2 separate regions of the Mus musculus genome follow, and region 2 is linked to region 1. The links are chromatin contacts, found by POLR2A ChIA-PET in ENCODE. All regions are on one chromosome and are shown on one strand. The core of a region is the stretch at or near the end of the contact, and the rest is flanking DNA. Distances in the headings are between cores, read along the strand shown.

Evidence for each region. ChIA-PET counts read pairs that join two places held with the same protein, here RNA polymerase II (POLR2A).
Region 2: POLR2A ChIA-PET joins it to region 1 with 20 read pairs in Patski. The contact joins the promoter of Vamp8 here to the promoter of Mat2a in region 1. POLR2A ChIA-PET finds 5 or more read pairs at or near these places in 4 of 5 experiments (Patski and embryonic stem cell).

Annotation. Positions count from the first base shown.
Region 1 is chr6:72,436,127-72,443,651 of GRCm38, forward strand. Mat2a (methionine adenosyltransferase II, alpha) reads right to left here and starts at 3,430. Exons shown (of 9, transcript NM_145569.5): 1 at 3,220-3,430; 2 at 1,245-1,322; 3 at 869-991; 4 at 291-403; 5 at 71-214. The coding sequence starts at 3,310. Particl (promoter of Mat2a antisense radiation induced circulating long non-coding RNA) reads left to right here and starts at 2,557. Exons shown (of 1, transcript NR_046011.1): 1 at 2,557-4,489.
Region 2 is chr6:72,386,234-72,393,758 of GRCm38, forward strand. Vamp8 (vesicle-associated membrane protein 8) reads right to left here and starts at 4,434. Exons shown (of 3, transcript NM_016794.3): 1 at 4,241-4,434; 2 at 2,029-2,187. The coding sequence starts at 4,243.

The DNA of each region.
Region 1 (7,525 bases), core at 2,180-4,679:
AGTCAGCTATAATTAACTTGGGAATTTTAATGTAATTTGAGAGAAATGTAGGTTTAAGATCACTACTTACTTGAGTTTTAGAATCTGGGCGTAACCAAGGCAATGTACCATTGCGGCGTAGTTCAGCCAATTTGGCATTTAGCTTGTGTGCTAAGACAATGGTTAAAGGCATACACTCTTCAGTTTCATCAGTGGCATAACCAAACATCAAACCCTAAAAATATGGAGAAGTGGTCAATAAAAGTGTCAGAATTTAACATTTAAAAGGATCCTAATAAACATCGTAATACCTGGTCTCCTGCACCAATATCTTCCTCATTCCGGTCAAGATGAACACCTTGGGCAATATCTGGTGACTGTTGTTCCAAGGCAACCAACACATTACAAGTCTTGTAGTCAAACCCTATAAAACAAGGTGTTCCAGTAACCTTCCTTTTATCTCCAAAATGTTAACAGTAGTGCTGTGCTGCTAGAAAGCTGGACATGCCAAAGCCAAGTGGTCAAGCACTTCTTTAAAAGACCATATTCACATAATTCACTTACTGCCCCCTCTATGGTTTGGAATAAGGTCTCTAACTTGGCTGACTTCAAACTACAACTAAGCAAGCAGCCAACTCCTGCTTTGACACCCAGAAGTTGAGTTTACATCATCATGTCTGGTCACACTATTGATGAGAATCTGTCACTTTATTTGTAGGATAGGAGACTGCTTTTACACTATGTGTCACATTTTAGAGGATATGGTGTAACTATGTAGAGTCAAGGATTACTAGGAACATTCCAGAAGTCTCTCCCACTAGCATCATTTTTGCAGATTCTGTATCTGCAAAAATGAGTTCACAGGGGGAAAAAAATCTTTAAAACATACCTTTGGAAGAGTCATCATATCCAATGTGCTTTATGGCTTCACGAACCACTTTCTGGTAATCAATGGCAGCTCTGGATGTAATTTCCCCAGCAAGAAGAATCATTCCAGTTTTAGCAACAGTTTCTAATAAAACAAAGTTTTATACTTAAAATATTAAGGGGGGGGTTTTTGCTGAGGAACTCAATCATGTTATATAAGCTGTATCACTGGGCTTGGCTTCATGTTCTGTTTTTCAGATAAGGTCTTAGTAAATTACTCACATAGGCATTTAACTTGCTACCAGCCTCAACCTCCCAAGTAGCTGGTATTACCTATACCACAAAACTTTGCTTCAAACGCCTTTTTTGCCATTCATAAACAAGTGCTCTGTACCTACCACAAGCCACTTTAGCATCAGGGTCTTGTTGAAGGTGTGCATCAAGGACAGCATCACTGATTTGGTCACAAATCTTATCTGGAAAATAAAAGTTCCTGGTTCAACTTAACTATTACTACTAACCCTATCTCATCATGTAACTAGCAGTTTATGTGCAACCCAAGAAGCAAATATAGCTATGAATTTGTAGGTGACAGAAGCTTGATGTAAAGTTATAGTAGTATTTGCAAGGTGAGAGGGAGAATCTCCAGTCTTTTGTTTTTGAAGACATGTTTCTCTGTGCAGCTCTGGCGGTCCTAGAACTTGCTCTGTAAACCAGGCTGGCCTTGAACTCAAGAGATCCACCTGCCTCTGCCCTTCAGATTAATCAAAGTCAAAATGATTTATTTTGATATCTCAAAGCCTACCATAGGAAATAACCTCACAGTGTATTTTAGAGACAACTGTTCTTTTTATCCCCCACATTTAAAATGTTACAAACCTACTAAAGAGCCAACTGTCAGGTCATTAACTTCTTAAAACAGTCCATTTCCCCTATTATTAGACAATAGGGAAATGAGATTTTTTTTTTAACCATGAAAATAAATTTAACAGAAGAAACACCAGCAAACAAAAAATGCAGTAATTTTTTTTTTTTTGAGACAGGGTTATAGCCCTGGCTGTCCTGGAACTCAGAAAAATCCACCTGCCTCTGCCTTCGGCTCCAGGAAACTTTCAAGTGTGCTCTAAGCCATATCCAATTTCTCCTTGATTCATCAATTTAGAAAATGGCAGTATCCTGGTCTGGAATGTTTGTGGTATTGAGACAGGGTCTTACACGTGGCCCAGGCTGACAAACTAAACTGCTTCCATACTTTAAACGCTGGGATTGTAGTAGTTAGTGTACCACTGTGCTTGGCTCTATGTTCCTTGATTTTTGTTACTACCCCAAAATGTGTATTGCAGCCACAGAACCTTAAGATGGAATCTAATGGCTGTACTAAGGAGTGATTCAATAGATATGGAGATACTCCTTTCCTTGAGGGGAGTGTGGGAGGAGCCACAGCAACACTTGTCTTTCAACCATCACTCATCAAGATGCTCCTCACAAGCCATGTAATAATATTGCTGTGGACCCCCTGCGAACGGAAACAGCTCAAACTGAATATTAGTATTTACTAAATGGTTATGTTCCATCTGAAACCCAAAGTCCATATAATAGATTCATTATAACCGATCTCATCATGGCGGTTCAGTGGACAAAGCCTTAAGGAAACATGAAATAAATCCTCCTTTAGTTGTAGGAAAAAGACCAAAGGGAAGACTTTAAAACGAAACCTAACGCGATGGGAGTATACACTTAATTCATGCACTTCATCCTTTTCAAGCACACTCTAAATAAGGGATGCCTTCTCTAATTCGCGCTATATTTAGTCAGTGGCAGTCTGTCACCTTGAAGGCTAAAGGGCATGTCTACCCATGCTCTTAAGCGTTTTCCAGGGGCCGGAAGTCAGGGATATTAGAGATGGGACCTTCGGAGACACCAGCCCCCACTTCCAAACTAGGGGTCGGGTGGGTAGAGGCCGCCAGCTCCGCTTCGCCCCAATTCCACATGCGGCGAACACGTGGTAGCCGCTGCAATGCGGGGCGCGCGCTCCCGGCGGCCGGACGCGAGCACGCGGGGCGGGGTCGCCCACTTGAGGTTTTTCCAGGCGACGGGACTAAAGAGGAGGAAGCAGTGCCCTCCCCGCGCCGATCTCAAAACTGCCTCGAGCCCCCGCCCTTCTCGATTTCTGGAACCTTCCGCATGCCGGGGCGCGCCGCCGGATGAGGAGCGGAGAAAGGGGGAGGGGAGCGGGGCCGCACATTGCAAACTCGCGGCGCCACGAGGGAAGCGCGCGGCCGCTGCCATGCCCACCGCCGCCGGAGACGGCCTCGACCACCCCCAGCGCCACTGCCCTCCGCCCTTCCCTCCTCCGAGTCCCCGTCGGCTCACCTGGGTGACCTTCCCCTACAGACTCGGAAGTGAAGAGGAACGTCCCCTCCTCAATGAACGCCTCGTGGAAGCCGTTGAGCTGCCCGTTCATGGCGGCGGCGGTGAGAGAGGGCGACTCTGAGGAGACTGAGAGGCGGCGAGGCGGAGGGCTGCGGAAGACACAGAGGGAGGATCGCTTCAGCTCTCGGCAGGCTGGAGACTCGGAGCGAACGGAGCGGCGGGCGAAGCGGCCCAGTATTTATAGAGCAGGGGGTCGCGCGCGCCCGGCTCGGGCTCCGCCCCTCGGCGTCGCGCGCCAATGCGCCGCGGGCGGGCGGATGGGGGTTGGCAGGGAGGTCCGCCGAGCCGAGCTCCGGCTGAACCATTCTACCGATGGGGGGGGCGAGCAGAGCTAACCGGGCCTCCTGCCAGTAGTTAGTCATCTTGATGGCGTGGGTTAAATGGAGATGTAAGTGAGTAGACTTGGGGTTTACGCCCATCCCCACGTTGATTGCTGGAGAAGAGAGGATTTGGATTTGAAGGACGGCCTCCCCTGTACGAGGGTATGGTACATCCCTCCGACCGTTGCCCACGGAGGTCTGCCGGCGCGCGCGCCTCCCAGCGGCGGCCGTGGCGGTGGCGGCCGTTTTGTGCTGTGGCTCTCGCCGAGGGTCTTTCCTGCCACCACCACCCTCCATTCGCCACCTCGTGCACCAGCGCCGGGTGGCCCTCTGCCATGTGAAGGTGGCCATGTTGACTGGCCAGCGGAGGCTAATAGGCACTGCCCTTATCCATCCTACACGGTTCCCTCCGGGGAACGAGAGATTGTGAGGGGTTCTAGCCCTACCGTTAGTCATGCCTCGAGTAACTGCTCTGGGGAAAATGGCTGTAAAGCCAACTAGCAGGAATGCTGTATTGTTTTTCCGAACAATTGCCACTTGCCGGCGGCCTCCCCTCCCCCCTCGCCGAGCCTCGTGGACCCCCGTAGTCTGAGACGGTACTAGATTCTTTTCTATCCTAAATCTGACTTTGCATGGCTTGGTTTTCCATGCTTCCTAGGAAGAAATGGACGTTCCAATCTGTTCGAGAGAATATGAATGCTTCTTTCGTGTGTGTAGGGGAGGGCGCTATTCAAGCCTTCAAATGTGCTTCAGATGAGCTTGTCAAGGTCAAATGGCCTCGATTTTATGACACTTTCTCTTTTAAACTTTTGCAGTTGTCTCAGTTTTGCTCATGAAATGAATTAACAGACGGGGAAAAAAAGGGAAATAAAACTCCATACAGACAAAGAGTGGAGTCTGGAGCTAATTGCATGCAGAGACCCTCTATGAGGCCAGTGTCACACAACTGTTGGGTCCAGTCTTAGGGCAGGCCAGGAGCCTGGTGGCTTTTGAGAACCAGTGTTTGTCAAGAACATCGGGTTTTATGATGCTAGGGAACAGCCTGCTCCTAGCATAAGATGCACTTGACTGTGAGGCTGAATGACAACCTCCGGCTGCCAGCTGCCTTGCCTCAGAAAATTAGGTACACTATGAAAAGCAAGGGGCATTTCCCTCTAGGGTGTGTGCCAGTGCAAAGGTGGGAGTTTGAGAAAGGCACTGTGGGAAACAAAGGAAGCTCTTAGACTGTGCTATGCTAGGAACAAAGAAGATAAGGGACACACACAGGCTCATCTCCATGTCGGAAACCACATCGTTGCAGGCAGCCTGACAGTATTTTGTTCTTGTTCGTTGGGTTTATTTTTAAAACTAGCCCTTCATGAGAAAATAGTAAAGACTTTCATAATTTTTACTTGTTTTAGGGGCTAGAGAGATGGCTCAGCCATTAAGAGTACCTCACAATGAGTAATAAAATTGCCAGACAGACCAAAATGCCTGTGTAGACCGGTCAGTGCATTACCTTCCAGCAGAAAAATCTATATAGAAGCCAGAATATAATTAAAAGGTTATTTTATTAATAGAGAGGGAGGAGGTTAAATTCAATGATTAGTTCATTAAATTCTGACACCCCTTTGCTCTCAGCTCCACAGCTGGTTTCATCCTGCCAAGAGAATTAAACTCAGTTATACATCATTACCTCTCTTGCTCATAGGGACTGCAATTCGTGGCTTTGGGTCACGCTTCTGCTGTTACCTAACAGAATAAGCAACCTCCATACCTCTGTCTTCAGCCTGTAAAGTTGGGATAATAGTAGGAAAAATTTCCAAGAAATCTTTTGCACGGTGTCTAACATATAACAGGAACCACTAAAGTAGTGAATTGTCATTTTACAGGTGTCCATTTGCTGGTGGGACAAAGGCTAAAATTCTCTACTTATCCTGCTGTGGTTGCTTCTTGAGACCAGGTCTCACTCTGTAGCCTGTGTTGATCTGGAACTCACTGTGTAGCCCAAACTGGCCTTGAATTCATGAAAAGCCTTCCCTGTTTCAGCCTCTAGAGAGCTAAAGATTTCAGGAGTATTCCACCAGACCTGGCTAGTCTCGCATGCTCTCATTAAAGGGTAGAGTATGCTGTTACTATTATTTCACACCGTATCTCAGAACAGTCCCCTCCACCTTCTACTCTGGATCTCTTTGACTAATGGTTCAAGTCATTCATTGATCCGCATCAAAACAAGTACATATTTTCACTGATTTATATTACTCACATTGTCCTTAGCCGGGCGTGGTGGCACACGCCTTTAATCCCAGCACTCAGGAGGCAGAGGCAGGCGGATTTCTGAGTTCGAGGCCAGCCTGGTCTACAGAGTGAGTTCCAGGACAGCCAGGGCTATACAGAGAAACCCTGTCTCAAAAAACCAAAACCAAAACAACAACAAAAAACAAACATTGCCCTTTCTTTCTGTAAATATTTAGGATACCAACTGTAAGGCTGGCAGGAATCGATATGGTGACAGGCCTGGTTCTCTTCCTACTCCAAGACTCTTAAGATTGATGGCACCTGGCACACACTATCCTTTCCTCTGCAGCTCAGCTACCACTTCCTAGATGAAACCTTTACCGCCAGAGGTTTTCTCAGGGTTCAGTTCTTTTCTCTCCTGCTCCTAAGTGCTGTTTGCAATGACAGGTTTGAAGATTAGTTGATGAATATCTCCAATTCCCGGGTTGGTCCATAAGGACCATGAATAAGGTGGTGTGCTTTCCTGCAGCTTTGCTCTCAATGCACGGAAGATGCTGAAGAGTGTTCAAGAGGGAGAAAAGAAGGAAAGAACCAGGCAGTGGTGGCGCATACCTTTAATCCCAGCATTTGGGAGGCAGAGGCAGGTGGATTTCTGAGTTCGAGCCCAGCCTGGTCTACAAAGTGAGTTCCAGGACAGCCAGAGCTATACAGAGAAACAAAACAAAACAAAACAAAAACAAAGAAAAAGAAGAAGAAGAAGGAAAGAAACAGGAGGGAAAGTAAGTGGACATTATGAAGGACTCAAGAAACAAGTAGGGAGCCGGGTGTGGTAGCACCCGCCTTTAATCCCAGCACTCGGGAGGCAGAGGCAGGTGGATTTCTGAGTTCGAGGCCAGCCTGGTCTACAGAGTGAGTTCCAGGACAGCCTGGGCTCCACAGAGAAACCCTGTCGGAAAAAAAGAAAGAAAGAAAGAAAGAAAGAAAGAAAGAAAGAAAGAAAGAAAGAAAGAAAGAAAGAAAGAAGTAGGGAAATGAGCCTTGGAGATCCAACAAGACCAATAAAAAGAGGTCCTGCATTGGCTTTGTGACAGACTTCTTAATAAAATTGAGAGCTCTTTACTAATGAGAGGCACATGGCCATCCTGTTCTGGAGGGAGGATGAGATTTCTGATTTCATGATTAGTGCCCTGAGGGTAAAATAAACCAGAAGTTATTGATTTAAGCCATATTTAGCATTAACGAGATGTGTTGGATTTGAACTGTTATAAGGCACATAAGGAACTCTTTTCACTGAAGTCTCCAGAATTCTGAACCCAGAGAATCTTCATGTAGCTGTGAGATCTATGAATGCTTTCAAAGACAGGACTAAAAAAGCTGGTCTGCATTACACAGTCAGCACATAAGACAGCTCTAGGTCTTATGAGCCTTTTTTTTTAAGGTCTTATGAGTCTTATTGGAAGTTCAAGGAGAGAGTTCTGGCAAGTGAGAGAAGAGATATGCATGGCAAATGTATGCCATTGAGCTGGCACTGTGGCACAGGCCTGTCCCAGCACTCTATGGCTGAAACTGGAAGATTGGCTCAGGTTCAAGCCTAACCACTGACAGAGAACAAGAGTGTCTGAATTAGGGCTCTATAGGGAAAAGAACTGAAAGAATGAATATATACATATATAATATGAATTATGTATAATATACTCTGTAATATATAA
Region 2 (7,525 bases), core at 3,184-5,683, 49 kb before region 1:
GCATAGCAGGGTCCCTTCCTTTTCTGTTTCTATCTTTCTAGTCGGGATCTCATACAGCAAAGCCTGGCCTCCACTCCTTGTAGCAAAGGATGACCTTGAACTTTTGTTTGTTTGTTTGTTTGTTTGTTGTTTGGTTTTTCGAGACAGGGTTTCTCTGTGTAGTCCTGGCTGTCCTGGAACTCACTCTGTAGACCAGGCTGGCCTCGAACTCAGAAATCCACCTGCCTCTGCCTCCCGAGTGCTGGGATTAATCCACCATGCCCGGCGACCTTGAACTTTTAAAAACAATATTTATTTGTTTGTTTGTTTATGTGTGTGGTGTGCACAAGCCACAGTGGAGGTCAGAGGTCATTTTATAGGAATCAAGACTACCAACCATATGAATCCCACAAATGGAACTCAAATCCTTAGGCTTGGTACCAAGTGTCTTTACCTTTTGAGCCATCTCAATGGCCTGGCTTTGAACTTCTGATCCACTTGCCTCTACCTTCAAAGAGTTCAGATTACAGGCGTGTGCCACAATACCATATTTATATAGTGCCAGGGACTGAACCCAGGGCTTCGTGAAGTCTAGTGAAGTACTCTACCACCTGAGTCTTATGTCCAGTCTCCCTTCTTTTTCTTGCCCCTGCACTAACCTGCATACTAAGGGGTCTTTTACAGATATATGCTCACAATTGGAGTTTGTTTGACTGGTAGAGAAATCTGGCCTTTGGAGCACAGACCCACAAGCTAAGGGGTACAGGAATGTGCTCCAGATGGGCACATGTCCTGGCTCAATGATACTTTGCTTTGTCTTCTGAGTTCTGTAGAAGCTGAAGGAAGAACCAAAGCACTGCAGAAACTTAAAAGAAAGAGCTGGGCGTGGTTGCGCACGCCTTTAATCCCAGCATTTGGGAGGCAGAGGCAGGTGGATTTCTGAGTTCGAGGCCAGCCTGGTCTACAAAGTGAGTTCCAGGACAGCCAGGGCTACACAGAGAAACCCTGTCTTGAGAAAGAAAGAAAGAAAGAAAGAAAGAAAGAAAGAAAGAAAGAAAGAAAGAAAGAAAAGAAAGAAAAGAAAGGAAGAAAGGAAGAAAGGAAGAAAGGAAGAAAGGAAGAAAGGAAGAAAGGAAGAAAGGAAGAAAGGAAGAAAGGAAGAAAGGAAGAAAGGAAGAAAGGAAGAAAGGAAGAAAGGAAGAAAGGAAGAAAGGAAGAAAGGAAGAAAGGAAGAAAGGAAAGGAAAGGAAGAAAGGAAGAAAGGAAGAAAGGAAGAAAGGAAGAAAGGAAGAAAGAAAAAAGCCTCCTGCTTCTCCAAGTTAATACAGACACTAAGTCTCCATGTGCCCAGCTTATGCTGCAGGAGGCACTAGATTCCAAGATAACCCAATGGACCCAGGAAGCCAGTGTACTCCACAGCAAGTGAAAACTGAGGCCCCAGCCTTGGTTTGTGTTAGACTTTCTTCTGCCCTGAGCAGCTTGGCCTCAGTCCATGGCAGCAAAGAGGAGGTCTAAGCAAGATGTGTGGGAGATATTATTTTGGCCTTTGCACACAGGGATCCTGGGGTTAAAGGATTTCATTGGTCTTCCCAGCTGTGCTTTAAAGCGGACTCAGCAAGACGCCCCCCACCAACTTCCAGCCTAATTACACCTGGAGGGAGAATGCTGAAAGGCCAAGGGTTGCCCGGAACTCATAACTTTGCCTTTGGGACATCAACTCCAAATGGTTGCCAAGGGCAAGCTTTGAGACAAAAATCAGTTTCATACCCCAATGAAGCTTAGGAATGGAGCAGTTGACTGAACTGTCTCAGAAATGGCTCTGTGGGTGGGCCCCTCACCCAAGCTCAAATCCAACCACTCACTGGGCTCTCTACCAGCCAGCAGAGTAGCAAGGAAGCAGAGGTGGAACCTCAGCCATCTCCTGCATAGGCAAAAGGGCAGTAGACATGACAGTCTGCAGTCCCTTCTGTTCACTTTGCCTCCCCACCCAAACTTCTCCCCCTCCCCGAGATCTGCCCCCACCAACTCCCAGTTTTCTCCCAATCTCACCGTGGCTTCCAAGTCCTCTGTCTTGTTTCGGAGGTGGTCCAGGTTCTCCCCTCTGGCCAAGATCCGCTCCACATTCTGGGTCATAATATTCTTGACTCCCTCCACCTCACTCTGCAGGTTCCTAACTCGGTCATTTCCGGCACTCCCACTGGCCTCCTCCTGGATGTCAATAAGGGGTTAATTAGGCCGGGCAGCAGAGGATCCAAGAGGCCAGAGGAGGTTGGAAGAACTAAAGTAGATTTTAGCCGTTTCTGATGCTTCAACTGTTTACCAGGAGAATGTTCTACGTAAATGTTCACTTCGATGCAAGCACGTTTATATCCCAGATCAGCCTCGGGTGGTCAGGTGTCACTCCTCCCTTGTTTTTTCCCCCACAGGCTGGGTCTCCTGTTGGCCTGAGGCTCTGAGATTAGAGTGGACAAAAAGCCCCAGGGCTCAGCCTTCTCCACCACCCTAGCACTAGGAGCCACCTAAGTGCTTGCTTGCACCACCACACCTGGAATTTTTTTCCTTCTAAATGGGTCTAGGGATCCAATGCAAATCTTCATGCTTGCGTAGCAAGCCCACTGAGCCACCTCCCCAGATTTATTTATCTGAGGCAGGTTCTCATATAACCTAGGCAGGCCATAGGCTTCCTAAGTAGGATGGCCTTAAACATCTGACCCCCTGTCTCTACTTACCCTGGGCTGGGATTCCAGGTGTGTACCATTATCCTTGTTTTATGAGGTGCTGGGGATGAAACCCAGAGCTTGACGCTTGCCAGGCAAACACTCTATCAGCTGAACCACATCCTTAGTCTGTCATAAGTGCATTGTGTGTGTGTGTGTGTGCTGGGGAATATACGTGTATGCACATGCCACGGCACGCATGTGGAGGTGAGAGGACAACTTTCATGAGTGGATTGTCTCCTCCAGTTGGATGGGCAGGAGAGAGCAGGATACTGAATTCAGGCAGGCAGGCTTGCTCTGCAAACACTTGTACCTGCCCAGCCATCTCGGCTGCCAGCCATGTAAGTGCATTTTTTAAGTCCCAGAAGATGAGGTTTGACCCTGGATTCTCATCCACCTTCTTTGGAGGATTTTCAGCGTGACAAGGAAAAACAAAAAAAAACAAAAAACAAAAAACAAACAAACAAAAAAACAGCACACGACTGCCCCTGTCTTGACTCCACAAAGAGGGTCAAGGAGAAAACCCAGCTGACGTTTCCTCAGCAGAGCACAGCCAAGAACTATTAACTGGTTCCTGTAGCCTCCCTCGGCTCAATCCTAGTGGGTTCTCTCTAAAACTGTGAGAGTTGACCAGCAGCACACTCTTGCCCGGCCCAACCCAAATAAATGCCCTTCTCCAGACAGCTGTTGGTGAGTTCTGGTTCCAGCCTACTGGGCAGTGTAGCCCCGGTTCAGTGGATGTGGCCCCCAGAAGGCATCATGTGCCGTTGGACCATATACTTCTGCTTTCCCCACAATTTAACGCCTGGTAGGCCGCACACCACCGCCTGCTTATGCAGATATTAATAAAAGTCCTTCCTGCTGCGGTCGCTCTATCCAGGAGGCCTCTAGATAAGGCTTTTGAACAAGGAGGGAAGAGGCCTGACTCCTCCCTTAGGGACCCAGGGGGCCTCAGGTACCGGCCACGGGTGTGGGCTGAAGCTAGATTATCGGGAAGAACCGCCATCTGGCTGCTTTACAAACCCTTGGCACTGTTGCTAATGTTTCTAGAAAAGGGTGGTGCTTTTGGTGGCCAGGCAGATAGATCCTCTGGGTGTCTGCATAGATACAGTGCGAGGGTAAGGGGGAGAACTCCAGTCCGCGGGGCTGGAATCTGAGCCCCAAAGAGCAGGAACGCTTGTGGCCCGGTAATGTCACAACACCGGGCTCAGGCCCAGCTGGAGGAGGCGGAGGAGGGGGAGGGCGCGGCGCAGCAGCTCGGCTTGGAATTTGGGTCCCCCAACCCCCACCGAAATCCTGATCGGATCCAGCACCGAGGTCACGGGAGGAAGGAGGTGGAGAAGTGTCAGGAACCCCTGGCCCGGAGTGCGGAGCTATTTGTGGAGGAGTTGTCAAAAGTAAGGAGACAGAGGCAGCGCTGGCCCAACCCCGCCAGCCCTCTGACTGCCGCCAACTTACCTTTCTCGACACAGGCAACCCCCAGGCCCGATCCCCCTCTGGCAGCTGCTCTAACTCGCTCTTTTCTTGGTCCCCACGTCACTCACCATGTCTCGGAGCACTTGGGCCTCTCAAAGCAGAACTTCGCCTAGTCTGTTTCCACCCAAGGCAGCCACAGCTTCACTTCCTGCTTACTCCAACTTTCAGCCCGCCTCCTGACCATCCCGCGACTCCAGCCACTCCGGCTCCTGCCACACACGTAACTGCAGGTTTCTCCAGGTAGGCGGCTGCCCTCTGCTGCCGTCCTCCTAGTCTCCTCCCAAACAAAAGCTTAAGCAACAGGGTTGGGGGAGGGGGGAAGGAGAAAAGAAGGATCAACAGTCCTCCTAAGTTTTCAGAAACTTCTTTTATGCTTCAAAGAAGTAATTCTAGTTTTTCAGGGACTTACATTAGCATTATTTAGATAGAAACGAATGTACAGGCGAAGATACCTTGTTGGGCAACCTTTGTCCCCAAGGGCCATCCTGTATGAGAAGAGAGCTCTAAGATCCCCCAGAAAACGGGGGCTAGGGAGATGGGTCAGCAGTTGGGATCACCCGCTGCTTTTGCAGTAACCCAGGTTCAGGTCCCTACACCCACCCCTGGCTGCTCACAGACACCTGTATCTGCATCTCGGGGGGGGGGGGGGGGCAGGGGCGGTCCAGATGCCCTCTTCTGGCCTCTGTGGGTATGTGAACATACGTGTGCATACATACACACACATACACATAATTAAAGTCTTTAAAATCTCCAGGAAAATTCCAAGTTGGCCCTGGGGGTGGGATCTTTGTCCCCCTCTAATGTTCTTCGGGTGCTAAGGCTGACCTCAGGCAGTGGGAGGAGTGCAAACAGCAGGGGCAGGGCACCTTATCCTTGTCACAGGACACAGGACAGTCGGGGAAATGGCTCACTCACCAGCCCCTCCTTTCCTTCTGGAGTTGAGCAGTCCTACACTTCCTTCCAAAGGTCACCGTGGGGGTTGGTGACCCTGGTCAGTTGTCAGAGGGTTGTCAGACAGATTAGGATGGGGGCCTAAGAGTAAAGGGTTTTTCCACCACATGTGGCTCTCCGCCAGAGAAAATCTGCTCTTCTCCGGATGGAGTTTGTCAAGACAGAACAATAACAGGGCAGAAAGAGAACAGACATTCTTTCCCACCCCAGAGTAAATAACACCGTCAAGGAGGAAATCTTAGCTCCTCCAACAAATAAGAGGGGTTTTGTTTTGTTTCATTTTGTTGGCTATAATAAATTTAGAATCCCGGAATCATTTTGGGACACTTATGTGTTTTCCCTCGTGCCTGCTCAGGCAGCCATGGAGGAGCTATATCTACAAACACTGCACGCTTAGTTTTACAGAAGCAAATTAAAGCAACTAGTAACACTTTAAAAAAATCTTTAAAAATTTTTTTTGTTGTTGTTGGTTTTTTTGGGTTTTTTTTTTGGGTTTTTTTTTTTTTTGTTTATTTGTTTGTTTTTTTTTTCCGAGACAGGGTTTCTCTGTATATCCCTGGCTGTCCTGGAACTCACTTTGTAGACCAGGCTGGCCTCGAACTCAGAAATCCACTTGCCTCTGCCTCCCAAGTGCTGGGATTAAAGGTGTGCATCACCACTCCCGGCTAAAAGTTTTTATCTTATTATCTTTAAGTGTGTGTGTGTGTGTCTGTGTGTGTGTCTGTGTGTGTGTGTGTGTGTGTGTGTGCCTGAGGGCAGAGGGGTTAGGTTCTCTGGTGAGTTGCAGACAGTTGTGAGACACCTGATGTGGGTGCTGGGAGCTGGACCCTTCTATGCAAGAGTAGCACGTGCTCTTAGCTGTAGAGCTCTCTCTCTAGCCCCTAGTAACACCTTAAAGCGGCACAACTCCTTTCCTTTCCTATAAAGCAAAAGAAAAATCTAGAATAAAGAGGAATGAGATCACAACAGAGAATGTCTGTACTACACTTGATCTTAGGCAAAAGGTCAAGAGGCCTTGAGAATGTCCCCATCCTGCTGATCAAGGGCTCAGTGGTCACAAAGAAAGAACTGGGTCCTGGAGAGATGGCCCTTTGGTTAAAAGCATGTATTGTTCTTCCAGAGAACCCAAATTTGATTCCCAGCACCTGGGTCAGGCAACTCATTACTTGTAACTCTAGCTCCAGGGATCTGACGCCCTCTTCTGGCCCCACAGACCCTATTCATACACACAAACACAGACATACATAGTTAAAAGGTAACAGTAGCTGGGCAGTGGTGGTGCACGCCTTTAAACCCAGCACTTGGGAGGCGGAGGCAGGCGGATTTCTGAGTTCGAGGCCAGCCTGGTCTACAAAGTGAGTTCCAGGACAGCCAGGGCTACACAGAGAAACCCTGTCTCGAAAAAAACAAAAAACAGAAACAAAAAACCATAAAAAAAAAAAAAAAACTCTATATTTTAAAAGATTCATCTTAAATCACAAGGAGGTTTATAAGACAGAACCTGCCTGGGCCAGTGTGGTGACGAATGCCTTTAACATCTTGGGAGGCAGAGGCAGGGGGATCTCTGGGAGGCCAGCTAGTCTACAAAATGAGATACAGGACAGGCAGGACTACGTCTCAAGACCCTGTCTCAGTGTCGAAGGCTCTCTCAGTAGCAACAGAGTTTGCCTAGAATCGCCAAAGCCCTGGGTTCTGTCCCAAGACCTCCCACCCCCAAATGCTTGCTCTGTTCTTTTGCTGCCCAGTACAACGCTGACTCCATACGGCCAGTGAGCTCTCCCAGCGCTGCTAGTGAGAACGGAGGCTGGAAAATGCACAACAGATTACAGCAACTTAGTTCGAAAAGAAGAACGCTACTTTCATAAATGTCATGAACGTTTTACAGCCTTGTGCAGTGCTGCTCCAGAACTCAGGAATCTGAGCCGGGGCAATCACACATTCAAGGCTACCTTGGGCTACAAAGCCAGACTGTGTCTCCAGTCAATCATTCATCAATCAATCAGTCAGTCAGTTAATCAATCAGCCAGTCAGCCACATTTTCTTTCCTAGCTGGAAAGAGAGTCCAGTGCTCCCTGCAGTGCCAGAGGAGCCCTCGACCTCCCGAGCCACATTCACACTGCACCTCCAGCCTCTCTGCTAGAAAATGTAAACTACACAACTAATAACAACTTTACTCTTTTGTCTTTGGATTCCAGTGCTGGGGGAACCCAGGGGTTTGTGCACCATTAGGGAAGAATCTACTGTGGAGCATAGCCCCAGTCTCATTCTGTTTTTGTTTGTTTGTTTTAAGGACTTAAAGATGTTGGAATCCTGGGACTGTTGTGAGTCACCTGACATGGGTGTGGATGACCAAACTCAGGTTCTTCTGCAAAGGCAGATTGTACTCTCAACTGCTGAGCAAC